Linked DNA regions of Homo sapiens: region 1 is linked to region 2. A link is an interaction called in ENCODE POLR2A ChIA-PET data of the cell type or tissue named here. Cell type or tissue: endothelial cell of umbilical vein. All regions are shown on one strand. Links, peaks and the distances in the headings refer to the core of each region. The heading gives the core; the rest is flanking DNA.

What was found. Peaks named below come from ENCODE experiments on the same cell type or tissue, not always from the same donor. Only the 100,000 strongest peaks of a DNase experiment are listed, where the experiment ranks them.
Region 1: POLR2A ChIA-PET joins it to region 2 with 5 read pairs; 7 of 35 experiments call an interaction of 5 or more read pairs at or near these places.

The regions. Positions count from the first base shown.
Region 1 is chr20:35,788,647-35,803,817 of GRCh38, reverse strand. PHF20 (PHD finger protein 20) reads right to left here. Exons shown (of 18, transcript NM_016436.5): 2 at 2,213-2,327. The coding sequence starts at 2,295. Among named protein-coding and RNA genes, the nearest start is that of PHF20, 24 kb to the right of the region's middle. In endothelial cell of umbilical vein, for the core only: no CTCF peak of the experiment used is centred there; no DNase peak of the experiment used is centred there.
Region 2 is chr20:35,594,343-35,609,513 of GRCh38, reverse strand. LOC124904891 (a long non-coding RNA gene) reads right to left here and starts at 7,837. Exons shown (of 2, transcript XR_007067570.1): 1 at 6,178-7,837; 2 at 5,140-6,064. It also overlaps the pseudogene FER1L4. RefSeq lists a silencer at 7,500-7,829 and an enhancer at 9,862-10,362. In endothelial cell of umbilical vein, for the core only: CTCF peaks have their summits at 4,932 (motif pointing right) and 7,820 (motif pointing left); a DNase peak (open chromatin) is centred at 7,813; H3K4me3 peaks cover 1,219 bases; H3K27me3 peaks cover 1,409 bases.

The sequences.
Region 1 (15,171 bases), core at 4,543-12,542, 190 kb before region 2:
GAATATAAAAAACAAAGACACAGAAAAAAAACAAGTTGTATGATACTACTTATATAATATATATACATACAATATATAATATATATACACACACGCAGTATATTATATATATACACACACACACACACACACATATATATATACTGAAACCAAAAAAGGAACTAATTATAGATAATACAAATAGCCCAAAAACAGGCAGGCTTGGTGGCTCACGCCTGTAATCCCAGCACTTTGGGAGGCCGAGGCAGGCAGATCATCTGAGGTCAGGAGTTGGAGACCAGCCTGGCCAACATGGTGAAACCCTGTCTCTACTAAAAATACAAAAAATTGGCCGGGCATCGTGGTGCATGCCTGTAATCTCAGCAACTCAGAAGGCTGAGGCAGAGGAATTGCTTGAACCTAGGAGGCAAAGACTGCAGTGAGCCGAGATCACGCCACTACACTCCAGCCTGAATGAAAGAGCAAGACTCTTGTCTCCAAAAAAAAAAAATAGCCCAAAAACAACTGTGTTGAAAATGTACCTAATTACCTAATTATTTTTTCTTTTTTCTTTTTTTTTTTTTTCCGGGACGGAGTCTCGCTCAGTCACCCAGGCTGGAGTGCAGTGGCGCGATCTTGGCTCAATGCAGCCTCCACCTCCCAGGTTCAAGTGATTCTCCTGCCTCAGCCTCCTGAGTAGCTAGGACTACATGCGTGCACCATCATGCCCGGCTAATTTTTATATTTTTAGTAAAGACGGGGTTTCATTATGTTGGCCAGACTGGTCTTGAACTCCTGACCTCGTGATCCGCCCACCTCAGCCTCCCAAAGTGCTGGGATTATAGGCGTGAGCCACCACAACTGGCCAAGTGTACCTAATTCTTTTTTTTTTTTTTTTTTCAGACCGAGTCTCACTCTGTTGCCCAGGCTGGAGTGCAGTGGTGCAATCTCGGCTCACTGCAACCTCCACCTCCCGGGTTCAAGCAATTCTCCTGGCTCAGCCTCCCGAGAAGCTGGGATTACAGGCATGCACCACCATGCCCGGCTAATTTTTTGTATTTTTAGTAGAGACGGGGTTTCGCCACTTTAGCCAGGCTGGTCTCGAACTCCAGACCTCAGGTGATCCACCCACCTCGGCCTCCCAAAGTGCTGGGATTACAGGCGTGAGCCACCGCGCCCAGCCAAGTGTACCTAATTCTAATAGCAAAGACAGTTTTCTGTACCAGCTGCTTCTATGCCTCTCTTCTCCTGTCTTATCTTCCTACACCTGAAGAGCTGATCAATCTATTTTGAAAGAATCTCAAAAAGGGTTAAACTCTTCCTTCTTTAGCTCAAAAAGGAATTAGCCAGGCATGGTGGCACACATCTGCAATACCAGCTACTCAGGAGGCTGAGGCACGAGAACTGCTTGAACCTGGGAGGCAGAGGTTGCAGTGAGCCAAGATCTGCCTGGGTGACAGAGCGAATCTCTGTCTAAAAAAAAAAAACAAAAACCCTTAAAGAGGTATAAGTTCTGAAAACCCCACGCTCACCTTGAGCACCAAAAAATGACCAAATTCTAGGATGCCCTCAACCACAACAATCACTTCACAGTCTATAAGGTCTTTCCTTACATATTCTATCATTTGATTCTCAGAATAACCCTATGAGGTCAATATTACCAATACCCACATTTATAGATAAGCCAATGCACAAAGCAGCTAATTACCAGCCAGAGGTCACAAGTCAATGACACAGCTGGGACTATAACCCCTCAGCTTCTGAACCTAATCACCCTGACAGTGTGCCCTTACATGATGACTGTATTTCAACATACAAGATCATGCCCAGAAAATAGGATGGGGTGTTCACAACACATGAGCTGCTCCAATCGAACCCCTTTTTCTTCACTATTCCATCCCTGATCTTTCCTCTTTTTTCAGACAGGCAGCCAGGAGCAAGAGAGCTGCCACTATTAACTCTTCCCTTCCCTGTAGCCATTCCTGCTTCTTTTTCCCAGAACTCTTTCAGATGAACAGGCAAAAGGGGGAAACAAATATATACAGGGGGTTACAGGACAGTCACCCTGACACTGGGATCCCTGCATCAAAGAGAAAAGACTGACATTTCCTCACATCTTCCAAGAGTCAGGAAGTAGAAAAACACCACAAAAAAAGCCTAAGCTACCACTCTATCAGTGCTGGCAAAAATCCTTTACTGAAGGGCTTTAATTAACAGAAAAATGTAAAAGTACCAGTTTTTTAAACGGTCCCGGGCTTCCAACTGGGCTCCCACTTCAAAGCTGATTCCTCGTCTGTTAGGTGGATGCTTTGTCATTTTCAGTCATCAACGGGGCTGCCTTTATTCTCCTGAAAAAGCCAATTAAATATTTATGAAACTTAGGCAAAGTCCACCCAGAGTGTAGCATCATTCACTACACATAAAAAAACAGGCATTATTCAAAACACAAAGCTCCATGAAACCCTGTTGGTGTCCTCATTCTAACACAGGTGTGTCTTCCACTGGTTCCTATTCCTCCATCGTGCAGCTTCCTGTGGTTTCTGGAACTAAGAAGACCCTCCCTCAACACTGCTTACCACTCACCTACAAGGGCCAAGGGCCACCCCTCAGAACTACAAAAAAACAACTGCTTTCACAGTTAAATTCAGTCATCTGCTGATGCATTATTCAACAAATATTTGCTCAGCGACTATTTAAGGAAACAATCAAGACCAAAAGAGACACAGCTCCTGCCCTCAAGAACCCTTCAGTCTACCGGGGAAACACAAAAATTTAGCCAGCAAACTGATAAATAACTGCAAACTGTAATTGCAATGAAATTTAAAGAGTTACAAAGGAAGCAAACAAATGCCAGGCACAGTAATGTATGCCTATAGCCCCAGCTACTTGGAAGGCAGAGCCAAGTTGTTTCTTTGAGCCCAGGAGTTCAAGACCAGCCTGAGAAACATAGCAAACGCTCGTCTCTTAAAAACAAAAAAAATTAAAAACGAAGCAAACAAAAGTTGAGATATTAATACTTGGTGCTACTTTTGGAAGGCTGTACGAGGTCTGTTTATTTATTTATTTTTTGAGACAGAGTCATACTCTTTTACCCAGGCTGAGTGCAGTGGTGCCATCTCAGCTCACCGTATCCTCCACCTCCCAGGTTCAAGCAATTCTGGAGCCTAGGCCTCCTGAGTAGCTGGGACTACAGGCGCATGCCACCACACCCAGCTAATTTTTGTATTTTGAGTAGAGATTGGGTTTCACCATGTTGGCCAGGCTGGTATCAAACACCTGACCTCAAGTGATCTGCCCACATCAACCTCCCAAAGTGCTGGTATTACAGGCGTGAACCACTGCGCCCAGAATTGTTTATACTTTCTTTGATCTATGTATATTTCCTACTTCTTTTTTTGTTTGTTGGTTTGTTTTTTGAGGAGTCTCGCTCTTGTCGCCCAGGCTGGAGTGCAATGGCATGATCTCGGCTTACTGCAACCTCTGCTTCTCGGGTTCAAGTGATTCTCCTGCCTCAGCCTCCCAAGTAGCTGGGATTGCAGGCACCTGCCACCATGCCCAGCTATATTTCCTACTTCTTGAGTCCATTCTGATCATTTGTATTTTCCTATAAGTTTTACCCAGATTTTTTTTTAATCATAGAACAATAAAACAGTAAAAATATTCACGTTTAATTCCTTTAATTGCCTTTGAATCTGAAGTCACAATTTGAATCTCTCCTTTCTCAATCCTGTCTCGTGTACTCGTGCTGCAATGAATAAAATTTATATTTATGATCAGAACCAAACAGTAAAGCCAATTTCCTTTTGATGGAAAAAAAAGGTGTACTGGATTAGGCCATTTACAAGAAAAGTGGCCCCCATAAAAGAACACTTCCGGCCGGGTGCGGTGACTCAAGCCTGTAATCCCAACACTTTGGGAAGCCGAGGCAGGCGGATCACAAGGTCAGGAGTTTGAGACCAGCCTGGCCAACATGGTGAAACCCCATCTCTACTAAAAATACAAAATTAGTGGGGCGCGGCGGCAGGCGCCTGTAATCCCAGCTACTTGGGAGGCTGAGGCAGAAGAATAGCTTGAACCTGGGAGGCGGAGGTTGCAGTGAGCCGAGATCACGCCACTGCACTCCAGCCTGGGTGACAGAGCAAGACTCCATCTTGAAAAAGAAAAAAAAAAAGAACACTTCTTGTGATCACTGAGGTAATTAATCTACTAATCTGCAGGGTCCTAAATGCTATCGGAGGAGCTAGTGGTGGTTCTGATGGACATGTAGCCACTCTGAACTCTAAGGGCACTTGAACAGGCCACTTCCTTACAGCAGACTTACCCCAGCCTAACTCTTTCCTCCCACTAAACTCTGGACTTTTTAAAATTTTTTTTAGACAGGGTCTCATTCTGTTGTCCAGGCTGGAATGCAGTGGCGCTATCATAGCTCACTGCAGCCTCAGACTCCTGGGCTCAAGCAATACTCCTGCCTCAGCCTCCCGAGTAGCTGGAATCACAGGCATGCGTCAGCACACCCAGCTTTTTTTTTTTTTTTTTTTTTTTTTTTTGCAGAGAGAGTATCTATGTTCCTAGGCTGATCTCAAACTCCTGGGTTCAAGCAATCCTCCCGCCTGGGCCTCCCAAAGTGCTGGGATTACAGGATTACAAGCACGAGCCACTGCATCCAGCCTTATACTTTGGCTCTTGACAGCCTACACTGCCCAAGCAATGCCAGAGCACTGCCAGAGCAATGCCTGCCTCCTACCAGAACACTTTCTTTGCAATAAATGAGTATGGAAAAAAATCACAGAAGTGAGTACATGTCTAATGTTTAATAGCAGCACATTTTATGAAGAATTTGCTTGCAATATATTACATAAAAAGGCAGGATGCAAAATTGTACCACATGGAGCTCACATTAAAACTCATACACAGCCAGATGAGGTGGCTCAGGCTTATAATCCCAGCTACTGAAAAGGCTGAGGCAGGAGGATCGCTTGAGCCCAGGAGGTTGAGACTGCAGTGAGTTATGATTGTGCCACTGTACTCCAGCCTGAGTGACAGAGCAAGAACCTGTCTCTTTAAAAAACAAAAACAAAAAAAAAAGGCCAGGCATGGTGGCTCATGCCTATAATCCCAGAACTTTGGGAGGCCGAGGCTGCCGGATCACCTGAGGTCAGGAGTTTGAGACCAGCCTAACCAACATGCAGAAACCCCGTCTCTACTAAAAATACAAAATTAGCCAGGCATGGTGGCACATGCCTGTAATTCCAGCTACCTGGGAGGCTGAGGCAGGAGAATCACTTGAACCCAGGAGGTGGAGGTTCCAGTGAGCCAAGATCGCACCATTACATTCTAGCCTGGGCAACAAGAGTGAAATTCTGTCTCAAAAAAAAAAGAAAAGAAAAGAAAAGAAAAAAACTCATATGAATTTATTTTTTTGGAGACAAGGTCTTGCTCACTCTGTCACTCAGGCTGGTCTACAGTGGCTCAAACCTGGATCACTGTAGCCTCGACTTCCTGGGCTCATGTGATCCTCCTTACTCAGCCTCCCAAGCACCTGGGACTACAGGTGCAAGCCACCACACCCAGCTAATTTGTTATCTGGTAGAGACAGGGTCTTGCTATGTGTTTGTCTGGGCTGGTCTCAAACTCCCAGGTTCAAGTGATCCTCCTGACTCAGCCTCCCAAAGTGCTGGAATTAGAGGCATGAGCCATGGTACCCAGCCACTGATTCTTTTGTAAAGACAGGAAGAAAAAAATAAGTTATAGGTTATTGGTGATTGTTCCTTTCTTCTTAAATACTTTCCTAAATTTTAGTTTTTCACAATGAAAATTTTTCACAAGTGTATAATGTAAAGGATTATACATGTGAAGGACAATAAGCTATCTATTAAACAACCCATTCCAGGCTAGGCGCAGTGGCTCATGCCTGTAGTCCCAGCACTTTGGGAGGTCGAGGTGGGAGGATCACAAGGTCAAGAGATCGAGACAATCCTAGCCAACATGGTGAAACCCCGTCTCTACTAAAAATACAAAAATTAGCCGGGCATGGTGGTGGGAACCTGTAATCCCAGCTACTCAGGAGGCTGAGGCAGGAGAATCACTTGAACCCAGGAGGCGGAGGTTGCAGTGAGTTGACATCGTGCCACTGCAAACCAGTCTGGGTGACAGAGCAAGATTCCATCTCAAAAAAAAAAAAAAGCCAAAAAACAAAAACAAACAAAAAAAACCACCAAAGAAGTAATTGTCAGCAGGAATTATCTAGATGATAAAATTTTATTTTATTCTGGTGGTGGGGTTGCTTCTTTATGTTTCTTCATATTTTTTTCTTTTTTTTTTTTTTGAGACAGGGTCTCACTCTGTCGCCCAGACTGGAGTGCAGTGGCACGATCTCAGCTCACTGTAACCTCCGCCTCCTAGGCTCAAGCAATTCTCCCACCTCAGTCTCCTGAGTAGCTGTGATTACAGGCATATGCCACTACTGCCCAGCTAATTTTTGCATTTTTAGTAGAGACAGAGTTTCACCATGTTGGCCAGGCTGGTCTTGAATTCCTGACCTCAAATGATGCACCCACCTTGGCCTCCCAAAGTGCTGGGATTACAGGCATGAGCCACCACGCCCGGCCCATTTTTTTCTTTTAAGGTTATTTAAATATGCAAATTTTTGGCCAGGTACACTGGCTCATGCCTATAATCCCAGCACTTTGGGAGGCTGAGTATAGGCCCATGCCTGTAATCCCAGCATTTTGGGAGGCCAAGGGGCAGGTAGCTTGAATCTAAGAGTTCAAGACCAGCCTGGGCAACTTGGTGAAATGTCATCTCTACAAAAAATCCAAAAAAAAACCTGCAAATTTTTTAAATGCAAGAATTTAATTCTTACACTATTTTACTATTTACTGGATCTTCACAACTGCCAGATTATATAATTAGGACTAATGTAATGTTACCATGGTATACAAGTAAAATTAAGTTACAGGGAGGAAACTGACATGCAGAGGTGCTAGCCAATTTCAAGGTCCTCTGAGGCAGGAGAAATCCCTCTTATCAAAAGTAACAGGATGTACGCAGAAGTAGACAAAGTACTTCTCAAAGGTCCTTCCTCTTTCTCTGACCAAAGTCGTTGCTATGCTTATATTCATATCTTTAGATATAAACATAACTTGAATACAGGAAGATAAAGCAACTGGATGCTTTTCAAATGTTGTGTCAAAATTATCACACCATTATATAACAAGCAGAAATACCTAATTTTTTAGAAAAGACAAAACCTAACACTGGTCCAGCTGTGGGGAAACAGGTACACTAGAACACCTCCTGGGGTCCTGACCATGGCCATCTTTTTATACCTTAATCTAGAAGCAAAGAACAACCTGTGGAACTGCTTATACTCTTGGACTCAGCCATTTCAAGCTGAAGAATACAGTCCAGGATAAAAATAAATCATTTGTGAAAATGAGAAAAACCAATAGCTCTTTACATAAGATTCTGGGCAAACTGGATGTAGTTCATCCATTAAAAAACAAGAGAATATTTAATCAAAATTCATTACAGTAGGACTACATTATAAACTCAACAAATATGTAATAAATTAAATAAAGAATGCTATTAAGCTACTACTATGATAAAGATATAAACTAACTTTACAGAGAGTAGATGTAAAATAACCTTATCCAAACTAACAAAACCCGCATAAAAAAAAAATGTATAGTCTGGGTGCGGTGGCTCACGCCTGCAATCCCAGCACTTTGGGAGGCCAAGGCGGGCGGATCATGAGGTCAAGAGATCAAGACCACCCAGGTAAACATAGTGAAACCCCGTCTCCACTAAAAAATACAAAAATTAGCTGGGCATGGTGGTGCGCACCTGTAGTCCCAGCTACTCAGGAGGCTGAGGCAGAACAATCACTTCAACCCTGCAGGTGGAGGTTGCAGTGAGCTGAGATCACACGACTGCACTCCAGCCTGGGCGACAGAGTGAGACTGTCTCAAAAAAAAAATTTATAATAATTAAACTTACATATATTAACCAATTTAATCCTTACAAAAATCACAGAAGTACTATATTAATCCCCATTATAAAGATGAGGAAAAAGAAAGTTAAGGACACTCACATAGTAAGGAGCTGAGCCAGCAATCGAACCTCAGTCCAGTAGCTCCTGAGTTCAGATTCTTACCCCAAGTTTATTTACAAGCTACATTGTTGAGCTCTGTTTCTTCACTTATGATATGGGGATAATGGCCCCTATCGTGGGTGCTATGAGAATTAAATGAGAAAGGTCTGCAAAACCCCTATTAAAATATCTAACACAAAGTAGGTAGTCAGCTGGGCGCAGTGGCTCACACCTATAATCCCAACACTTTGGGAGGGCAAAGTGGGCAGATCACTTGAGGTCAGGAGTTCGAGACCAGCCTGGCCAATGTGGTGAAACCCTGTCTCTACTAAAAAAATACAGAAATTAGCCAGGCATCATGGCACACACCTATAATCCCAGCTACTCAGGAGGGTGAGGCAGAAGAATTGCTTGAACCAGGGGATGAAGGTTGCAGTAAGCCAAGATGGCACCACTGCACTCTAGCCCAGGCATCAGAGTGAGATTCGTCTCAAAAAAAAACAAGTAGGTACTCAATAAATGATAGCAGATTTTTCTTCCTTTTTTTTTTTTTTTTAAGACAGAGTCTCGCTCTGTCCCCAGGCTACAGTGCAATGGTGCAATCTCAGCTCACTGCAACCTCCTCCTCCCGGGTTCAAGCGATTCTCCTGCCTCAGCCTCCCAAGTAGCTGGGATTACAGGAGCACACCACCACACCCAGCTAATTTTTGTATTTTTAGTAGAGACAGGGTATTGCCATGTTGGCCAGGCTGGTCTCAAACTCATGACCTCAGGTGATTTGCCCACCTCAGCCTCCCAAAGTGCTGAGATTACAGGTGTGAGCCACCACGCCCATATTTTCTGAATTCATATCACATTTACAGTTAATGTACTGACAAAGACTCTGGGTTTTATTTTGGGAGAGGCAAAAGAGTACTGTCGCTATGGTAACTGGAAGTCTTGCCCTCAGCAATCCCTTTGTGCTCAGGGAAAAGAGGGACAACAAAGAATTAAAAGTGATAGATGGGTATGGAACAAGACCTTTCAGTGAATCAGCTCTGGGACAGGAGTAGAGGGAAATAAACTCTGGAACTTTCGAGGAAAAAAGTCTCTGGGACTCTCAAGGAATAAAATGCCAACCACCAGAAACTACAGAACAGGCTTTGGGATAATCTAATGGTGCTCACCACAAGGCTGGGATTCAACCTCCATTAAAGGGTGACAGTGCCTTTTAACTCAATACAACCACTTTAAATTGAGGGACACTTCAGGTGAAAGACCAGCTTAAATCTTTATGCCCCCCTCATTCAAGAAATATTCATTGAGAGCCTGCTGTGTGCCAGGTACTGGAAATAGACAATGGGAGGACAAGGCACCCGGACCCTGTTCTCTAGTGGGGAAGGCAGCTAAGAAACAAGATAAGCACATACATAAGGGTCATTTCTTTTTTCTTTTTTTTTTTTTTTTGAGACAGAGTTTTGCTCTTGTTGCCCAGGCTGGAGTGCAGTGGCACGATCTCGGCTCACTGCAACCTCCATCTCCCAGGTTCAAGAGATTCTCCTGCTTCAGCCTCCTGGTAGCTAGGATTACAGGTATGTGCCACCACGCCTGGCTAATTTTTGTATTTTTAGCAGAGAAGGGGTTTCTCCATATTGGTCAGGCTGGTCTCGAACTCCTGACCTCAGGCGATCCACCCACCTCAGCCTCCCAAAGTGCTGGGGATTACAGGTGTGAGCCACCGCGCCTGGCCTTTTTTTTTTTTTTTTTTTTTTGAGACAGAGTCCCGCTCTTGTCGCCCAGCCCAGCGTGCAAGGTGCAATCTCGGCTCTCTGCAACCTCCGCCTCCCAGGTTCAAGCATCTCCTGCCTCACCCTCCCCAGTAGCTGGGATTACAGGCGTGCACCACCATGCCTGGCTAATTTTTGTATTTTTAGTAGAGACAGTGTTTCGCCATGTTGGCCAGGCTGGTCTCGAACTCCTGACCTCCAGTGATCCACCAACCTCAGCCTCCCAAAGTGCTGCGATTACAGGCATGAGCCACTGCGCCATGCGAGCATATAAAGATCATTTCTGACAGAGATAAGTAATTGTGGGAAAAACAACAAAATAATGTGAACCAGCGACATGGAAAGGACTATTTTAGATACGGCTGTTAGAAAGGACTCTCAAGACAGGCACAATGGCTCACGCCTGTAATCCCAGCACTTTGGGAGGCCGAGGCAGGTGGATCACCTGAGGTCAGGAGTTCGAGACCAGCCTGGCCAATATGGTGAAACCCCGTCTCTACTAAAAATACAAAAATTAGCCAGGCTTAGTGGTGGGCACCTGTAGTCCCACCTACTTGGGAGGCTGAGGCAGGAGAATTGCTTGAACCCAGGAGGTGGAGGTTGCAGTGAGCCAAGATCATGCCACTGCACTCCAGCCTGGGTGACAGAGCGAGACTCTTGTCTCAAAAAAAAAAAAAAAGAAAAAGAAAGGACTCTCTGAGGAACTGAGGTCTAAGCAGAGAACTAGGTGACAAGAAGGAGATCTAAAGGAAGTGACTTCTAAGCAAAGGCAACTACTACAGGCAAAGAATCTCCGGCAGAAAGGAGCTTTCCCCACACACAGCTTGAACCTAGAAGGTTGAGACTTCCCACAGCCCATGCTGCTGTCCCAAGAAAGCATAAACAATTTTAGCCGGTCCAGTGATACCTGGGTCTCCCAGGAAGAAGCCTCCAAGAGGACCTTTTGCCAAAGTTCTGCCGTGGAGGAAGGCCAGGGAATGCCTAGGGATGGGTGCACAGACAGGTTTTAGACTCAGATTCTAACCAATTCTGGCTCCAGGCATTGTTGGCTGAGCGACGACAAGAAAAATCACTGAGCCTGTTTGCCCAGCTATAAGATGGGATCAACAGCCCCAATTTCCTAGGGTTGTTGTGAAGAATAAGTGAGCTAATGGATGTCAAGTGCTTAGCATAGCAAACTCTAAATGGTACTGGTGATGGCAATGGTGGTATACTAGCAAAAAGGACATCAGACACAAAGAATTATAGTCAATATTATTAAAAATTAACAAACAGTATCCAATATACTAAAGTGCATAAAGAGCGTATCTTTAGTCGTAGGGAAGTGACAAATTGGTTCAAGTAGGACCTCTTCCCAGGTCACACTAGAAGAAAGGGAATTAGTCCCTTTTACTTGACAAGGTAGGGAAGGAGGGAGGAAAGGCAGAAGAGGTAAGGAGGAAGAAAAAGAAAGGAAGGAAGGAAGGGCAGGCAAGAATGAAAAGAGGGAAGAAGCCAGGCACGGTGGCTCACGCCTGTAATCCCAACACTTTGGGAGGTCGAGGAGGGCGGATCACCAGAGTTCAGTAGTTTGAGACCAGCCTGGCCAACATGGTGAAACCCCGTCTCTACTAAAAATACAAAAAATTAGCCGGGCGTGGTGGCAGGTGCCTGTAATCCCAGTTACTCAAGAGGCTGAGGCAGGAGAATTGCTTGAGCCCAGAAGGTGGAGGTTGCAATGAGCCAAGATCGAGCCACTGCACTCCAGCCTGGCGACAGAGCAAGACTCTGTCGTAAAAAAAAGAAGAGTGAAGAAAGAAATAGGCCTCAAAACTTCACCCACTTTCTTCCCAGATACTTGAAATGCTTTCTGCAAGAGTCAAGCTTTGCCTTCCATAATTAAAATGCAAAGAGACAGCAAACATGAGTTGAGTTTACTCATTCCAAACTACTGAGAATGAGTCGATTAAATCAGTGGATTTTCCCAGAAGCAGTGGAAAGGGCCTGTGCCAGGGTTGGCCCTAAAATGTATCTGCTGTATGACCTTTCGCATATTACTCAATTTCACTGAGCTAATCATCTTACCCTTACAAGTTCCTTCTCCTTTTGTCCCCATCAAATAAGCCCTCAAGATTGGCAAGTGTGCCAAACTAGAAACATGGGCACTTCCCTTACCTCCTTCTCCTTCCCTCACCTCCCACACTCGGACAACATTTTGTAGGACCTGCTTCTAAGTCTCAGCCATTGCCAAGTGGATGCCCAGTTCAGCCCTGCATCAGTTCTAATCTTGATTACTCCAGCAGCTCTTGACAGAGCTCCAATCCTCCAGCTATACCTTCCCCAGATCCAAATCAATACTGTCTCATGAGATGACATCTTCTCAGTGGTTATTTTATGACAAATACTATTCTAAGATACATATATACACACAATTCTAAGATATATATATATATATATATATATACACTATTCTAAGATATATATGTATATACTATTCTAAGATAGATAGATAGATAGATAGATAGATAGATAGATAGATAGATAGATAGATAGATAGATACTATTCTGGTATATATATACATATATATAAAAACTATATCAGCCCATTTAGTGTCTACCTCTTAGGTTTGTAATGAGGATTATTCCCATTTTATGGATGTGAAAACTGAGGTTCACAAAGTAAGTTTCCCAAATACCAAGGCTAGTCAGGTATTGGGACAAGGAATTGAACCGAGGTAAGGCTGACTCCAGTTAATTACACTGTTGCCAATCTTCATCACTGCTGCTACAGTGATATTTCTAAAATGTAAGTATGATCATAAGACTTCTATTTTAAAACAGTTCAGGCCGGACGCGGTGGCTCACGCCTGTAATCCCAACACTTTGGGAGGCTGAGGCAGGTGGATCACAAGGTCAGGAGTTCAAGACCAGCCTGGCCAACATGGTGAAACCTCGCCTCTACTAAAAATACAAAAATTAGCCGGGCATGGTGGCACACGCCTGTAATTCCAGCTACTCAGGAGGCTGAGACAGGAGAATCGCTCGAACCCAGGAGGTGGAGGTTGCAGTGAGCCAAGATCGCGCCACTGCAGTCCAGCCTGGGCAACAGAGCAAGGCTCTGTCTCAAAAAACAAAAACAAACAAACAAAAAAAACAGTTCAGCGGCTCCCCTACAGAACCATATTCAAGGTACTCAGCGCAGCATTTGGGCCATTAGTGAGTTAGCCATTATAACCAAGCCAAAAGAAACTCTCTTTTGGAGCTTAAAAGGAGAGAAGCAGGCAAGCTTTAGCAGAGGGGCTGTGGGACACAGCGGTTATGAGCCAGAACTCTGGAATAAGAGTGCCTGAGTTTGGACCTCAGCCCCACCACTTTCCAGATAAACTTGCACAAGTCATTTCCTCTCTGAGCTTCAGGCTCCCCATCTGTAAAATGAGGATATCACCAGCACCTACTTCAAACCATCATATAGGTGTTGTGAAGATAAAAGTTATTAGCACAGGTCAGGCCCGGTGGCTCACACCTGTAATCCCAGCACTTTGGGAGGCTGAGGCAGGCGGATCACCTGAGGTCAGGAGTTTGAGACCAGCCTTGTCAACATGGTGAAATCCCGCCTCTACTAAAAACACAAGAATTAGCCAGGCGTGGTGGCATGCGCCTGTAATCCCACCTACAGGGGAGGCTGAGGAAGGAGAATCGCTTGAACCCAAAAGGCAGAGGTTGCAGTGAGCCGGGATCACACCATTGCACTCCAGCCGGGATGACAGAGCGAGACTCCGTCAAAAAAAAAAAAGTTATTTAGCAGAGCCTGGCACACAATAAGCTTGCAGGGTTACTACTGTTCTTGCTGGGCATGGTGGCTCATGCATGTAATTCTAGCATTTTAGGAGGCAGAGGCGGGCGGATCACCTGAGATCAGAAATTCAAGACCAGCCTGGCCAATGTGGTGAAAACCCATCTCTACTAAACACAAAAAAAAATCAGCTGGGGATGGTGGCAGACGCCTGTAATCCCAGCTACTCAGGAGGCTGAGGCAGGAGAATTGCCTGAACCCGGGAGGCGGAGGTTGCAGTGAGCTGAGATCGAGCCACTGCACTCCGGACTGGGGAACAAGAGTAAAACTGTGTATAAAAAAAAAGGGGGGGGGGGGGGCGGGGGCTGGGCGCCATGGCTCACGCCTGCAATCCCACCACTTTGTGGGGCACAGGCAGGCGGATCATGAGGTCAGGAGTTCGAGACCAGCCTAGCCGACATGGTGAAACCCTGTCTCCACTAAAAATATAAAAAATTAGCCAGGCATGGTGGTGCACGCCTGTAGTCCTAGCTACTCAGGAGGCTAAGGCAGGAGAATTGCTTGAACCCGGCAGGTGGAGGTTACAGTGAGCCGAGATCCCGCCACTGCACTCCAGCCTGGAAGACAGAGCAAGACTGCGTCACAAAAAAAGAAAAAGAAAAAGAAAAAAGGGTTATTACTGTTCTTACCACCCATACTCCTGCCACATCCAAACACCCTGCAGTTCCGACCTCCAGGGCCTTTGTATAAACAAGCTGCTTTTGTTTTTTTTTTTTTTTTGATGGAGTCTTGCACTGTCACCCAGGCTGGAGTGCAATGGCACAATCTTGGCTCACTGCAACCTCTGTCTCCCAGATTCAAGCGACTCTCCTGCCTCAGCCTCCCAAGTAGCTGGAATTACAGGAGCAAGCCACCATGCCAGGCTAATTTTTGTATTTTTACTAGAGACGGGCTAGTCTCTAGTTTCACCATGTTGGCCAGGGTGGTCTCGAACTCCTGACCAGGTGATCTGCCCCCTCCCTCACTAAGCCTCCCAAAGTGCTGGGGTTAAAGGCATAAGCCACTGCACCTGGCCAAACAAGCTGCTTTCTCTTCCTGGTCCTTCATGACCAGGATTAGCCATTGGAACCTCCCTGAAGGACTTCCTTCACACCTGCATTCTCCCATGGCAACCTAACCTACCCTCTGGGCCACAGCATTCATCACTCTATGCTGAAACTGCCTATCTAAGCAGATCTCTCCCAAGAGGCAATTAACTCCTCATAGGCATCCCCAGCATCTAACAAGCAGTGCCCTTAACATGGTGGTCAAATGTTTGTTAAATGATATAACCTGGCCAGGCGTGGTGGCTCACGCCAGTAATCCCAGCACTTTGGGAGGCCAAGGTGGGTGGATCGCCTGACGTCAGTTCAAGAACACCCTGGCTAAAATGGCAAAACCCCATCTCTAGTAAAAATACAAAAATTAGCCAGGCGTGGTGGTGTACACCGGTAATCCCAGCTACTCAGGAGGCTGAGGCAGGAGAAACGCTTGAACATGGGAGGTGGAGGTTGCAGTGAGCA
Region 2 (15,171 bases), core at 4,148-12,147:
TTAGTCCACAAAAGTGTACACATGCCCAATATTTTGCAGAAAATTTCAAAGATTTGCAGCCTCCATGGAGCCATTCTATGGTCCCACTAGGATCCTAGGACCCCAAGTTAAGGACACCTGGCTTCCAGCTGAATGCTTACTATGTTGCAAGCTAGGAACACACATTTAATCACTTTTTAATTCAATAAATGTGTTGAATGCCTACAGCACTACTTCTGAGGGCTAAGGGATTCATTTATTAGTTCATCCATTTGTTCAGTGTTTTAAGGGTCTACCATGTGCCAAACCCTGATCTGGGCACTGAGAACAGGAAGATGAACAAGAAACAACATGAGGCCAGGTGTAGTGGCTCACGTCTGTAATCCCAGCACTTTGAGAGTCCGAGGTGGGAGGACCACTTGAGGCCAGCAATTTGAGACCAGTTTGAGCAACATGGCAAAACCCCATCACTACAAAAAATACAAAAATTAGCCAGGCCCACTGGCACATGCCTGTAGTTCCAGCTACTTGGGAGGCTGAGCCTGGGAGATTGAGGCTGCAGTGAGCCTTGATTGCACCACTGAACTTCAGCCTAGGTAACTGAGTGAGACCCTGCCTTAAAAAAAGGAAAAAGAAAGAAAGGAAGGGGCTGGGCGTGGTGGCTCACTCCTGTAATCCCAGCACTTTGGGAGGCTGAGATGGGCAGATCACTGAAGGTCAGGAATTTGAGACCAGCCTGGCCAACATGGTGACACCCCGTCTCTACTTAAAAATGCAAAAATTAGCCAGGGCGCAATGAGTCATGCCTGTAATCCCAGGACTTTGGAAGGCCAAGGCAGGCGGATCACAAGGTCAGGAGTTTGAGACTAGCCTGGCCAATATGGTGAAACCCCGTCTCAACTAAAAAAATACAAAAAGTAGCCAGGCGTGGTGGCATATGCCTGTAATCCCAGCTACTTGGGAGGCTGAGGCAGGAGAATCGCTTGAACCCGGGATGCAGAGGTGGCCATGAGCCAAGATCACACCATTGCACTCTTGCCTGGGCGACAGAAGGAGACTCCATCTAAAAAAAAAAAAAAATTAGCCGGGCATGGTGGCGGGCACCTATAATCTCAGCTGTGTGGGAGGCTGAGGCAGGACTATTGCTTGAATCCGGGAGGCAGAGGTTGCAGTGAACCAAGATCACACCACTGCACTCCAGCCTGGGCGACAGAGTGAGACTTCATCTCAGGAAAAAAAAAAAAAAAAAAAAGAAAAGAAAGAAAGAAGGAAGAAAGTAAAAAAAATAAAAATAAAAGAGAGCGAGAGAGAGATAGAAAAGAGGAGAGGCCGGGCACAATGACTCATGCCCATAATCCCAGCACTTTGGGGGGCTGAGGTGGGCAGATCACCTGAGATCAGGAGTTTGAGACCAGCCTGGCCAACATGGCGAAACCCTGTCCGTACTAAAAATACAAACAATTAGCCAGCTGTGGTGGTGGACACCTGTAATTCCAGCTACCCGGGAGGCTGAGACAGGAGAACTGCTTGAACCCAGGAGGCAGAGGTTGCAGTGAGCTGAGATCGTGCCATTGCACTCCAGCCTGGATGACAGAGCAAGACCCCATCTCAAAAAAAACCAAAAAACAAAAAACAAAAAAACAAAGAAAAAAGAAACGAAAAGGCATGAGGTCCATGTCCTTGAGGCCTCATCGGCTGGCAGGGAGCAGACTGGGGTCCTGTTCACTCCCCTTGCCTCCCTCCCACCCTATCACAGCTCTCACTCCCTGAGGATGCAGGATGGAGGCTGAGGCAGTCCTGCCAGCTTGCAGCTGGTGGAGGCAGGGAGGGCTGAATTGACCTCCAGGACCTTACCCCTATCCCTCGGTCCTCTCCTCCCTCCCCACCCATGACCCCCAGGCCTGCTCCCTGTGTGTTTGACTAAAGGGTAGGGATTGCTAAACCTGCTGGGTGAGTCCAGTGAGTCAGAGGCGATTCAGGTGGGCGGGCTGGTGGGCAGAAGGGCAGACGGGCAGAGGAAGTGCCAGTGCCACTGGGACCATGGCTCTGACGGTAACGCGTGCAACGACTAACAGGGCTGACCGGCACCCACGACCGACAAGTGAAGCTCACCTTTCGAGGTGAGGCTTGCAGGGGCGCCCTAAGGATATTTGAAACTGGGGGCCCTTGACCCAATGCCTTCCCATCTCTACAGCCCATTTCTTTTCTCTACCCACACTGGTATCTCCAACCCTCTGCCTCTTTCCTTCCCATTGTCTACCTTTCTTTAAGGGTGAATCCAGGAGGGACTTGACACTGGGCCAAGAGTGGGGGAAGCAAATTATTTTTGTGTGTGTGGGGGGAGGGGCTGATATATGACTAGTTTCAGTTCTGAGCAGGCTTTACCCAGAAAACAAGAAAAATTCACTGTGGTCCAGAAGCAGATATCGGTGAGGTCAGTACAGTTGGTTCCTGATCTGTCTCCCATCCAAGTCCAACCTGGGGTTCAGGGGCTCATTCCTGGGTTTGGGGAAGTATAGTCTTGGGAGGTGGGGTCAGTCTGAGGCCTGAGAGATCAGACCCAGATTGGAACAAATTAGTTGCAAGACTGGGGGAATTCATTCTTGATCACTAGTTAGTCCCAGATCAGCCCTCACTCAGATTCAAACCCATGTGCAGGGATCCCTTCCAGGTTTGGGGATGTTAGTCCTAAAGTTAGCTCTAAGTCTGGAGGATTGGCTCCTGTCTGAGGGTTAGGAATAGGGTTTTTTTTTTTCTTTTTTTTTCTTTTTTTTTTGAGACAGGGCCTCACTCTGTCACTCAGGCTGGAGTGCAATGGCACAATCTCAGCTCACTGGAAACTTCACCTCCCAAGTTCAAGCGAGTCTCCTGCCTCAGCCTCCTGAGTAGCTGGGATTACAGACATGTACCACCACACCTGGCTAATTTTTGTATTTTTAGTAGAGAAGGGGTTTTACCATGTTGGTCAGGCTGGTCTTGAACTCCTGATCTCAAGTGATCTGCCTGCCTTGGCCTCCCAAGGTGCTGGGATTACAGGCGTGAGCCACTGTGCCCAGCCAAGAATGGGCTTTGGATTGGAGTTTAGGGTCAGCACAGCATGGGTGTCACAAGCTTCCTCCTGTCCCCAGCTGTTCCGATGGCCCCACTATGGGGCTCCACTGGCTGGGGAGTGTCTGTCTGTGCAGGTGGTCAACTGCAGCCGTGTATTCAGCCTTAGGTGAGTAGGCCTGGGGAGACAGGGATGCAGGTTGGGCTGGGGGTGACTTAGAGCCATTCTCTTGGGTCACTCTTTTGCTCTATGCCACTCCCCTAGGCCTCTAGGGACCCTGGTGATCTCCCTGCAGCAGCTACAGAATGCTGGGCATTTGGTGCTACGGGAAGCCCTAGTGGATGAGAATCTTCAAGTGTCCCCGGTGAGCCCCTCTGGCCCCCAGGCTGCCACCCTTAAGTACCTCTAGATAAAGGGTTCCATTTCTCACAGGGGAAAACCTAAGACCCAGAGAGGAGTGGTAACAAGGCCTCCAGCCAGGATTCCTTTCAGCAATCAATTCTTTTGGGAGACAAAGATGAACCTGGCTGGATTTTCCTGGTGTTTCATGGAAGGGCTCATAGCCTAGTAGACATGGACCTAACTTCAAATCTCAGATCTGCCATTTCCCGTCTGGGAACTTGTACACGTTCTTTAGCATTTGGTAGCTGTTTTCTTTTTTTGTTGTTGTTTTGAGACGGAATCTTGCTCTGTCACCCAGGCTGGAATGCAGTGGCTCAATCTCGGCTCAGTGCAACCTCCACCTCCCAGGTTTAAGTGATTCTCCTGCCTCAGCCTCCCAAGTAGCTGGGACTACAGGCGCCCGCCACCACACCCAGCTAATTTTTTTATTTTCAGGAGAAACTGGGTTTCACCATCTTGGCCAGGTTGGTCTCGAACTCCTAACCTTGTGATCTACCCTCGGCCTCCCAAAGTGCTGGGATTACAGGCATGAGCCACCGCACCTGGCCTGGAAGCTATTTTCTCATTTATATAATGTGGAGTTCTTTTGTTCAGTCCGTCATCATTTGTTGAGCTCTTATGATAAGCCAAATGCTGAGCTGAGCAATGAGGATTCCGTGGTGAGCAAAACCAGATAAAGATTCACACCCTTGGAAGGGAGGCAAACATTAAACAAATATTCACACAAGTAAGTGTGAAACTGGAACTGGCAGGTGTTAGAAGAAAGCTGGTAGGGGCTGGGAGAGGGTACCACAGGGGAGTATGATCTACTTGGGGGCCAGAGAAGGTTCCCTGAGGAAATAGTACCTGAACTTAGACTTGAAGGATAACAGATGTTAACTGGGAGGAGAGAATGTTCCAGGCAGAGGAAAAGGCATATGCAAAAGTCCAGCGCCTTGAAGGAGCACAGCTGGGGTGCCTGGAGTGAGATGGAGCTGGAAAGGTTGGTGGGGCCAGACCAGGCAGAGTAGTGAAGGCCACCGTAAGGGATTTCCAACAAAAATGAGACAATTTTGGAATCCTGTTGGGCCTCAAGAGGTAACTTGCGGCTGGGCACAATGGCTCATGCCTGTAATCCCAGCACTTTGGGAAGCTAAAGCAGAAGGATCATTTGAGCTCAGGAGCTCAAGACCAACCTGGGCAAGGTACATAATAAGACCTCATCAATACTAAAAAAAAAAAAAAAAAAAAAAAAAAAAAGAAAGAAAAAAATAACGAGGAAACTTGCCTAGTTACTTAGTTCTTAATAGGTTATGAGTAGTCTACATTATTAATGATCAGAGAGGAACCACAAGGCACCACGGATGCTGGCCAGAAAGATCTCTGCCGCCTGTAGTAAAAGGCACTGGCATTGTCCTTGGGCCTCTCTTAGACCCAGGGCAGTTAGATGGGGGGCCCTAGGGGATACTGTATCTGGTTTCAGATCCAGGTGGAGCTTGACCTGAAGTACCAGCCCCCAGAGGGCGCTACTGGAGCCTGGTCAGAGGAGGACTTTGGGGCACCCATCCAGGACAGGTAATCCCCTCAGCAACTGAAGCAAGACCTGGTGGTCCCAGCCCAGGCAGACCCTGGAAAGGGAGAAGTAGTGCCCGGTTCCACTCTGGATCTGCCGATTCAGTGACCCTTGGACGTGTGCTGAGCAGGTGCCGCTCTGTAGTTAGGAATGTTCCTCTTAGTCCTTTCATTTATTATTCCCCAGCTTCGAGTTAATCATCCCCAATGTGGGCTTCCAGGAACTGGAGTAAGTATGTGGGGATGACCTGGAGTCACTGAGTCAGTCTTGGAGTTAGGAGCCAGTGATATGGGGGCAGCCCCAGGGTCTTGGGTCAGAACTGAATCAGTTCCAGGGTCAGAGGTCAGTCCTAGAATCAGAGGTCAGTTCTGGAATTAGAAATGTCCCAGGGTTAAGAGTCTGTCCTGGGATCAGTGAAGTCAGCCACAAGGTCAATAACTGGTCCTAGGATCAGTGGGATCAGTTCAAGGGTCAGGGGTCAGTCCAAGGCTCCAGGAAGTCAAGGGATTGCCTGGAGATGGGTGATGGGTTCCAGGCATGTCCCTTGAGGGTCTTTCCTATCAGGCCTGGGGAGGCCCAGCTGGAGCGGCGGGCAGTGGCTCTAGGCCGCAGGCTAGCTCGAAGTCTAGGCCAGCAGGACGATGAAGAGAATGAGCTGGAGCTTGAGCTGGAGCAGGACCTGGATGATGAGCCTGACGTGGAACTTTCTGGTGTTATGTTCAGCCCCCTCAAGAGGTAACTTGTACCCACGGCACACCTGCTCCCACACCCATCTGCCCTCACAAACACACAGTCCCAGGGGGTGTGGGAAGGGTGGATTCTCCAGTCACTTGCTCATAGGCATAGACACTGCCATGTTCATACACATAGTTACAGTGGCTCACACACATGCAGGGGATGAAAGCTTGATGAGGGCAAGATTTGTCTCTTCACTACAGCGTCCCAGTGCTTGGGACAGTGTTAGCTCATAGTAGGTACTCAATAAACCTCTGTTGCATGAATGAATGGTTTCGGGCTCCAGGAATGAGTCAAATTGTGGGTGCAGGGTTGAGATGGAGGCAGCAAGACATGACCTGAAGGACCTGGAATCCAAAAATTCAGAGGGAGAGAAAACATCATTCCCAGCACCAAGCAAGTGTGTGTGTGTGTGTGCGCGCGTGTGCGTGTGCAGGGGAGGGACCAAGTGAGTGCTAACCTTAAGCTTCTCTCCAGCCGCGCCAGGGCCCTGGCCCATGGGGATCCCTTCCAGGTGTCCAGAGCTCAAGACTTCCAGGTACTACTCTTTTTCCAGGGCCTAACCCTTGGAAGTACTACCTCTTCTGGCACGCATGTTCTTTCCCTCCACCCAGGCAGGTCTGGCTTCCTTTCCTCATCCTTCTGTACCTCTCAGGTGGGAGTCACTGTGCTGGAAGCCCAGAAACTGGTGGGAGTCAACATTAACCCCTATGTGGCCGTGCAAGTGGGGGGGCAGCGCCGTGTGACCGCCACACAGCGTGGGACCAGTTGCCCCTTCTACAATGAGGTGGGTGCCACCACAGAAGAGGGCGAGCCTGACAGAATGGGAGGGGTTGATGTGAGAACTATTCCCGGAGCGGGTGAGGCCTAGGTGGAAATGGAGCCAGATGCTGGGCCTATGGGTTGGGGTTGGGGGGTTGCTGATCCAGGAAAAGCTTGCAGTGAGAGGGTTGGGGGTGGGGGAAGGAGGGTCTTCTGAGCAAGAGACCTGGGTAAGCTGGCAGGAGCCCTTCACATCTGACCTCTCATCCCCACTTCAATTCAGTACTTCTTGTTCGAATTTCATGACACGCGGCTTCGTCTCCAAGACTTGCTGCTGGAGATCACGGTGAGTGGGGTAGGGGTGACCAGTGTCCTTCAGAGAAGGGGGGATGAGAAAGCTGCAGGACTAACACCACCTTCCCCCAAGGCTTTCCATTCGCAGACCCTCCCCTTTATGGCCACCCGGATAGGCACCTTCAGGATGGACCTGGGCATCATCTTGGACCAGCCAGGTATGGAATCGTCCCCTTATTGAGACTCTGCACGGACAAGGGCCCTAGAGATTGACCCTGCAGTGACTCCGCATGGACCCCTATACACTCACTTCGGAGAGGGCCATCTCTGGCGGAGGCTGAACTCTTGGCACTTCCGCCCCTCCCTGCTGAGCCAGAGAAGCCCTGGCCATTGTCCGTCACTCCGATAGCCTCACGGCCACCCTGTGCGTCCCGCCGGTCGCCCCTTACCCCTGGCTCGCCCCTTCGCCCTTAGATGGCCAGTTCTACCAAAGATGGGTTCCGCTGCATGATCCCCGAGACACCCGCGCCGGGACCAAGGGTTTCATTAAGGTCACCTTGTCCGTGAGGGCGCGCGGGGACCTGCCCCCTCCAATGCTACCCCCGGCCCCAGGGCACTGTTCGGACATCGAGAAGTGAGCCGGGGTGAGGTGGGGAGGAGGACATGGATCCGGGGGTGGCCGTGGGGCGCGGATAAGGGGAGGGGCCGAGATCCCAGTTTCTCCCCCCCCGCTCGGTGCCCCCTCCCCTAGGAACCTGCTCCTGCCGCGCGGGGTGCCCGCCGAGAGGCCATGGGCGCGGCTCCGCGTGCGCCTGTACCGCGCCGAGGGGCTTCCCGCGCTGCGCCTGGGGCTGCTGGGCAGCCTGGTCCGCGCCCTGCACGACCAGCGCGTCCTGGTGGAGCCCTATGTGCGGGTGTCTTTCCTGGGGCAGGAGGTAAGTCCCTCCGGGGCCCACGGCGCCGCGGCTCCGGCCCCGACTCCGCGCTGATCTCCCTTCTCCTGTCTTTAACGCCACCTTCAGGGCGAGACGTCGGTGAGCGCCGAGGCGGCGGCGCCCGAATGGAACGAGCAGCTGAGCTTCGTGGAGCTCTTCCCGCCGCTGACGCGCAGCCTCCGCCTGCAGCTGCGGGACGACGCGCCCCTGGTCGACGCGGCACTCGCTACGCACGTGCCGGACCTGAGGCGGATCTCCCATCCGGGCCGCGCGGGTGAGCGCTTCTGGCCGCGGCAAATCTGGCCTCACTCGCCTCGGTCCATAGGGCTCCATAGGGCCCATTCCCAACCGCAAGCCCCATCCTCGCGACCCCGCTCCGCCTAGGAGGGCTGGTCCGCCCGCAAAACAAACTGCTTCAAGCCGCCCCCAGACTGTGAACCCCACCATCGGTTTGGCTCCGTTGGCAAAATTCTGACCACAACCGCCTGTCCAGTAACCAGCCCAGTCCCACCCTTCTACAGCTGTGCACACGCTGACACTGCCGGTCCACTCCTTTCCCCGACCCCCAGGCCTGGCCGATCGCCCGTAGCTCCGCCCCAATCCCGACCCCGCCCCCAGGGCTCAGGCTGCGTCCCCCGAGGCCGGGCTCCCGCGATTTCCAGCTCCTTGGGGCGCTGAGCTGTTTTGGAGGCGCCCCAGGTCGTGTTCCACAGCGGCGCGTCCGCAGCTGCTGGCCAACTTCTTCCGTTTCAGAGCGGCTTAGCCCCCCTCCCCTGCCCTCACCCCCGAATACTTGGAGGAGATCAGGGTGAGGTGCAGAGATTTACCAGCACTCGCCCTCCCCACGCTCCCCTCCAACACGCTTCTCTTGTTCCCCACAGCGGGGTTTAACCCTACCTTCGGCCCGGCCTGGGTGCCCCTCTATGGCTCGCCCCCCGGCGCGGGGCTCCGGGATAGTCTTCAAGGTCTCAACGAAGGCGTTGGCCAAGGCATTTGGTTCCGCGGCCGCCTTCTGCTGGCTGTGTCCATGCAGGTGTTGGAAGGGAGAGCTGAACCTGAGCCTCCCCAGGCCCAGCAGGGGTCCACGTTGTCCCGGCTCACCCGAAAGAAGAAAAAGAAAGCCAGAAGGGATCAGACCCCAAAGGCGGTTCCGCAGCACTTGGACGCCAGCCCCGGTGCCGAGGGGCCTGAGATCCCCCGTGCCATGGAGGTGGAGGTGGAGGAGCTGCTGCCGCTGCCAGAGGTGGGGGCTGGGGGGTAGCAAAGGGGGCGGGGTCACCTCAGCTCTGGAAGGTGGAATCCACTCTCAGGCATTAAACACCACGACAGGGGTCTCAATTTGGGGGCCTGGGCGAAGAGTGAGGTGTGTGCCCACATGGGCTCTGGTATATGCACACATGTTGTGGGAGAGAGGACCCATACCCAGGGCCAATGCTGGGGCCGGGAGGAGGGAGAGGGAGTAAGAAACCTGCAGTGACTTCCAAGCCTTGGTCGCACTTCTTTCTGTGGGCAATGCGGCCAAGCATAGTCCAGGCTGTTCCCTGGGAGAGTAGGTGCTGACTCCAGCCTGATGGCCTCCCCCAGAATGTCCTGGCGCCCTGTGAAGATTTCCTGCTTTTCGGTGTGCTCTTCGAGGCCACCATGATCGACCCCACCGTGGCCTCCCAGCCCATCAGCTTCGAGATCTCCATTGGTGTGTGGCCTAGCCGAACCCCTGAGTGCCATTTCAGACCTTAGAACCCTGGAAGGGGTGTTGACTTTCAGTAAGGGGCAGGTTCTGACTTCTGTTGAGGCAGAGGTGGTTGAGGGGGGGTTCCAGCCCTCAGCCTGGCGCCCACTGACCCTTGCTGCTCTGGGGCAGGTCGCGCAGGCCGTCTGGAGGAGCAATTGGGCCGAGGGTCCAGGGCTGGGGAGGGAACTGAGGGTGCAGCCGTGGAGGCTCAGCCTCTGCTGGGAGCCAGGCCAGAGGAGGAGAAAGAGGAGGAAGAACTGGGGACCCATGCTCAGCGGCCTGAGCCCATGGACGGCAGTGGGTGAGTGCTGCCGGTGGCTGGAAGGGGGGGTTTGGGAGGTCTCCAGGAACCCAGAATGCCCGCGAAGCCTCCTCTCCATCTGCCAGGCCATACTTCTGCTTGCCCCTCTGTCACTGCAAGCCATGCATGCATGTGTGGAGTTGCTGGGAGGACCACACCTGGCGCCTGCAGAGCAGCAACTGCGTGCGCAAAGTGGCCGAGAGGCTGGTAAGGGCAAGGCTGGCGCCCACAGGGAGAGACCGGGCCGTAGGGACGCCTAGGACACTGCAGCCTTTGAAGGAAGCTCTGCAGTGGGGCTAATGGGCAGGCACTAGAGAGCCAGCACCTTGCTGGTGCAAGGCCAGGGGGGCAAGGGCCAAAGAGCACAGCTTCTGGGCGAACCGAGGATGCCAGGAGTTGTGGGAGGACAGAGTTTCAGAATTGGTGGACCCAGGAAGGGACTGGATGAAGGAGATGGGTAGAGGTACGGATGGTGGGGCCGCACATTTGGTGGAGCCAGTAGCGGGCTAGAAAGATGGAGCCATCAACCTGATGGAGCCAAAGAAGGGCAGGCCAAGAGGTGTGGTCGTGAGTGGGTGGGGCCTTGGGTGGGGGTGTGGTCTACAAGAGGTCTGAGTCAGGGACCCTCAAGACTCTGACCCTCTCCCACGTTGCACAGGACCAGGGGCTGCAGGAGGTTGAGAGACTGCAGCGCAAGCCGGGGCCTGGCGCCTGTGCACAGCTCAAGCAGGCACTGGAAGTACTGGTGGCTGGGAGCAGGTGAGCTGAGAGCCACTCCTACTGCTGCCTGTACTTGGGCCAACTCCAGGGCAAGGGAGACTCTCGGTGGCTGTCTGGACCCAAGGGCAGCTTGCAGCTGCATTTGCTCAGCACCTTACAGAAAAATGAGAAGACAATTATTCCTATCCAGGGAGCTGATGAGATTATTGGGGGTTAGGCTTCCCCTGATTCTCTGGCACCTCAGCTGTTTTCCATCTCCATGAGTTCCCTTTCCCACGCTCCTAGAGGCTTATCCCGTGTCTCTTCAAACCTCGCCTCCTTTCTTTCACACTTGTTCCTGCTAATCACCTTCCCACACCCAGTCTACCTCCTTGCCGGCTTCTGCATCCATCTGCTCTCCTCCTTTCCTGCTCCAGTGACCACAGCTGTGATCTGGATTTCATCACTGGAGGAATTAGTTCTGTAATTGTCAATTTTCTCCCCTTCATCATTGATTGGTCCCTAGTTACCAGGTCATTGCTGTAACCACATAAACATGTTCGGCCAGGTGCGGTGGCTCACACCCGTAATCCCAGCACTTTTGGAGTCTGAGGCGGGCAGATCATTTGAGGTCAGGAGTTCAAGACCAGACTGGCCAACATGGCGAAACCCAGTCTCTACCAAAAAAATACAAAAATTAGCCGGGCATAATGGTGGGTACCTCCCAGCTACTTGGGAGGCTGAGGCAGGAGAGTCACTTGAACCTGGCAGGTGGAGGTTGCAGTGAGCCAAGATTGCGCCACTGCACTCCAGCCTGGGTGACTGAGCAAGACTACGTCTCAAAAACAAACAAACAAGAAAACAAAAAAAAAACATGTTCTAGTTACTTCCATCTTTGACCTTCACTACTGCCCTGAATTCCATTACCTGCTCCAGGTACTTAAGTGATTTTCAGATCCTCTTCTCAAAAGGGTTCTTTATTTGATAACTATTTATGGCACTTACTATGCCAGACACTGTTTTAGGCACAGGAATATCAGTGAAAAAGCATTCCTGCCCACAAAAATCCCTGAAGTTGGCCAGGCACAATGGCTGATGCCTGTAGTCCCAGCTACTTGTGGGAGGCTGAAGTGGGAAGATCTTGAGCCCAGGAGTTCAAGGCTGCAGTGAACCATGATTGCGCCACTGCACTCCAGTCTGGGTGACAGAATGGGACCCTGACTTTAAAAAAAAACCCTGAAGCTTACATTTGGGTGTAGAGGTTGGGGAAGGGTGGAGACATGTGAAATAAGCATGTAAACAGATAGAAAAATACTAAGTAGGATAAGTGTTAAGAAAGAACGCGAAGCAAGGAAGCATTAGAAAGAGGTACTGCAATTTCAGAAAGGGTGTGGAGGGGAGGCCACCGTGAAGGTGACATGAAGCTGGAGGAGAAAGCCTGCCTGTAATGGTGTTCCAGGTGGAGGGGACAGCATGCCTGGAGTGTTTGAGGAGGAGCACAGAACCAGTGTGACTGCAGCAGTGTGACATAGTAGAAGAGGCTGGAGGAGGCCAGGGGAAGGAGGATGATGGTGGGGAGGGACAGATCCTGTGGGAGCCTCACAAGCCATTTTAATGACTTTGGCTTCTTCTCTGAGTGAAATGGGGGGGGAGGGGCAGTGAATGTTTTGAAAAGGAAAAAGATACACTCTAACACATAGATCCTTAAAAGGGATCAGTGGGGGAGGAAGCAGGGAGATTAGTAAAGGGGCTATTGTGATAATCCACGTGACAGGTGGCGATGAACTGATCTAGGGGATGGTTGCAGTGGAGATGGAGTGCTGTGAATGGATTCCAGAGAAAATTTGGAATTGGGGGTGATACCTCAGGACTTGCTAAGATTTTGGCTTGTGGGCTGGGCATGGTGGCTCACACCTGGAATCCCAGCACTTTGGGAGGCCAAGGTGGGAGGATCAATTGAGCCCAGGGGTTTGAAACCAACCTGAACAATATAGGAAGACCTTGTCTCTATGAAAAATACAAAAGTTAGCTGGGTGTGGTGGTGCACACCTGTAGTCCCAGCTACTCAGGAGGCTGAGATGGGAGGATGGCTTGAGTCCAGGAGTTTAAGGCTGCACCAACTGCATAGTTATGCAAGCCAAAATCTTCTTTTTTTGGAAAAAAGAAAAAAATCTGTTTTCAACAGAAAACAAAGGAGAAGGTCTGATGGAAGCAGGGATGAGGTGGGATCTGAGGGAAGGCAGATAGTAGGAGCTCAGTTTTGGACATGTTAACTGTGAAATTCTTATTGAATTGTAAGTGGACATGTGTGGTAGGCAGTTAGCTATATGAGTTGAGTTCTGGGGAGAATTCTAGGCTGGAAATGTCAATTTGGGAACTATCATTATGTAGATGGAGCTGGATAACAGCATTAACAGAGCACAGAAAAGAGAAATCTGAGAACCTGGAGCGTTCCAGCATTTAGAGGCAGGGAGGAAGCAGGGACTCAGCCAAGGACCCTGATCAGGAGAGGCAGTGAGGTAGGAGGCTGTAGGTGGTCACTTTTCTGTTCTCACCATGCTCAACCTTTCAGCGTCAGTAGACACAGTTGTTTCACCATTTTGGCCAGGCTGGTCTCGAACTCCTGACCTCAAGTGATTCACCGCCTCGGCCTCCCAAAGTGCGGGGATTACAGGCCTGAGCCACCACACCTGGCCAGATTCTGGATATTTTTTGAAGGTAGAGCATAAAGAATTTGCTGATGAATTGATGTGGAATAAGAGAGAAAGAGCAGTGAGAGATGACTCGAAAGTTCTGAGGTGAAATAGGGTTTTTGTTTTGTTTTGTTTTGTTTTGCGGGGGGGATCATTGGAAAGTATGCATTTGGCTTGGGCATGTAATGTTCAAGCTATACGTTAGCCAAGCTGGTGGAGACGTCTGAGGCTTCAATGTGCTTAGGAATCCCCGAGGGCATAAACGCAGCTTCTGATTCAGCAGGGCCTGGGGTGGGGCTGAGGTCCTACAGTTTTAAATAGCCTGCAGGTGATACCAGTGCTGTTGGTCCATGGGCCACACCTGGGGTAGCCAGGGTAGTAGGTGGTTAAGTATTAGCGAGCTCTGGAGCTCAAGAGCAAGGCTGGCCTTAATGATTTTTGGGAGTGGTCCAAATAGAGATAGGCCAGCTTTGCAGGAGAAAGGGTGCCTCTTCAGAGCCCAAGACTGAGAGGGCTATGAGGGAGGCTGGGGGTGGGAGGTCAGCTCAGAGCAAGTGGCCCCAAGGTCACTGTCCTTCTCCTTTCCTTTGATTCCTGTCTGCTGTGCACATCCCTGCTCACTGCAGACAGTTTTGCCACGGTGCCGAGCGCAGGACGATGACCCGGCCCAATGCCCTGGATCGATGCCGAGGGAAACTCCTGGTGCACAGCCTGGTACGGCCTCGGGAAGGGACTCAGGGGCGCCTAGCTGGGGCCTTCCGCTCATGCTGTCTTTTTGCCCTCCCAGAACCTTTTGGCTAAGCAAGGACTGCGACTTCTACGCGGCCTGAGACGGCGCAATGTGCAAAAGAAGGTGGCACTGGCCAAGAAGCTCCTGGCAAAACTGCGCTTTCTGGCTGAGGAGGTAATGCCTCACTCACCCCACTTTCCTACCCTGTACACCCTTTTCCCTAAGCTTTTGAACCATTCCAGAGGCCTCGGGCAGGTGTGATTTAACATTTTTCCTTTGGAATGATGCCAGGGCTGGGACTAATTGCTGTGGGCATAGGACCAAGATTCATTTGCAGTAGCTAAGGGTGAGGACAAGAGTTCTAGAATCCAGCAGAGACCCAGGGAACATTCAGGATTTCTTTGGATGAAGATTTGAGAGTAGGCTGCCTTGAGCATGACCTCCCTTGTCTGAAGCACTAAATATATACATACATATATATATATATATATATATATATATATATAACATATTGTGCTGCTGATGGGTATGTGAGATGTTCCCAATGGGTTGTGATTAGAAACAATGCTTCCGAGACCATTTTGGTACATGTCCTGGTGCTTTTCTATGGCAGTGGTTCTCAAACTTTTTGGTCTCGGGACAGGTCTCAGATTACACCACTGCACTCCAGCCTGGGTGACAGAGACTCTATCTCAAAAAAAAAAAAAAAAAAAAAAATGGAGATGGGGTCTTGCTGTGTTGACCAGGCTGGTCTCAAACTCCTGAGCTCAAGCAGTCCTCCTGCCTTGGCCTTCCAAAGTGTTGGGATTACAGGTGTGAGCTGCCATGTCCAGTCACAAAAATCTTCGAGTGTTGGCAAGCTGTCAAGCTCACAATGGCAGATACAAGACACATACTTTTTCTGAAATTGTAATTTTATTCTGCCTCCTGGGTTCAAGTGATTCTCCTGCCTCAGCATCCCAAAGTGCTGGGATTACAGGTGTGAGCCACCACAACTAGCCAAAGTTGTAATTTTCACTTGCTTTGTTTCTGATTCTAGGGGGAAAGCTTTCATTATTTATTAAGTTTGATGTTAGCAGTGTTTTTCATAAATGCCCTTTATCAGGTTGAGGAAGTTCTCTTCCATTCCTAGTTTTGCGTTTTTATTGTGAAAGGGTGTTAGATTTTATCGAACTTTTTTTCTGTGTCTATTAAGATGATCATGTTTTTTTCTTTTTTGTTCTGTTACTGTGATGTATTACACTGATTGATTTCCTTAGGTTGTACTATCCTTGCATTCATGAGATGAATTCCTTTTATCAATGGTGT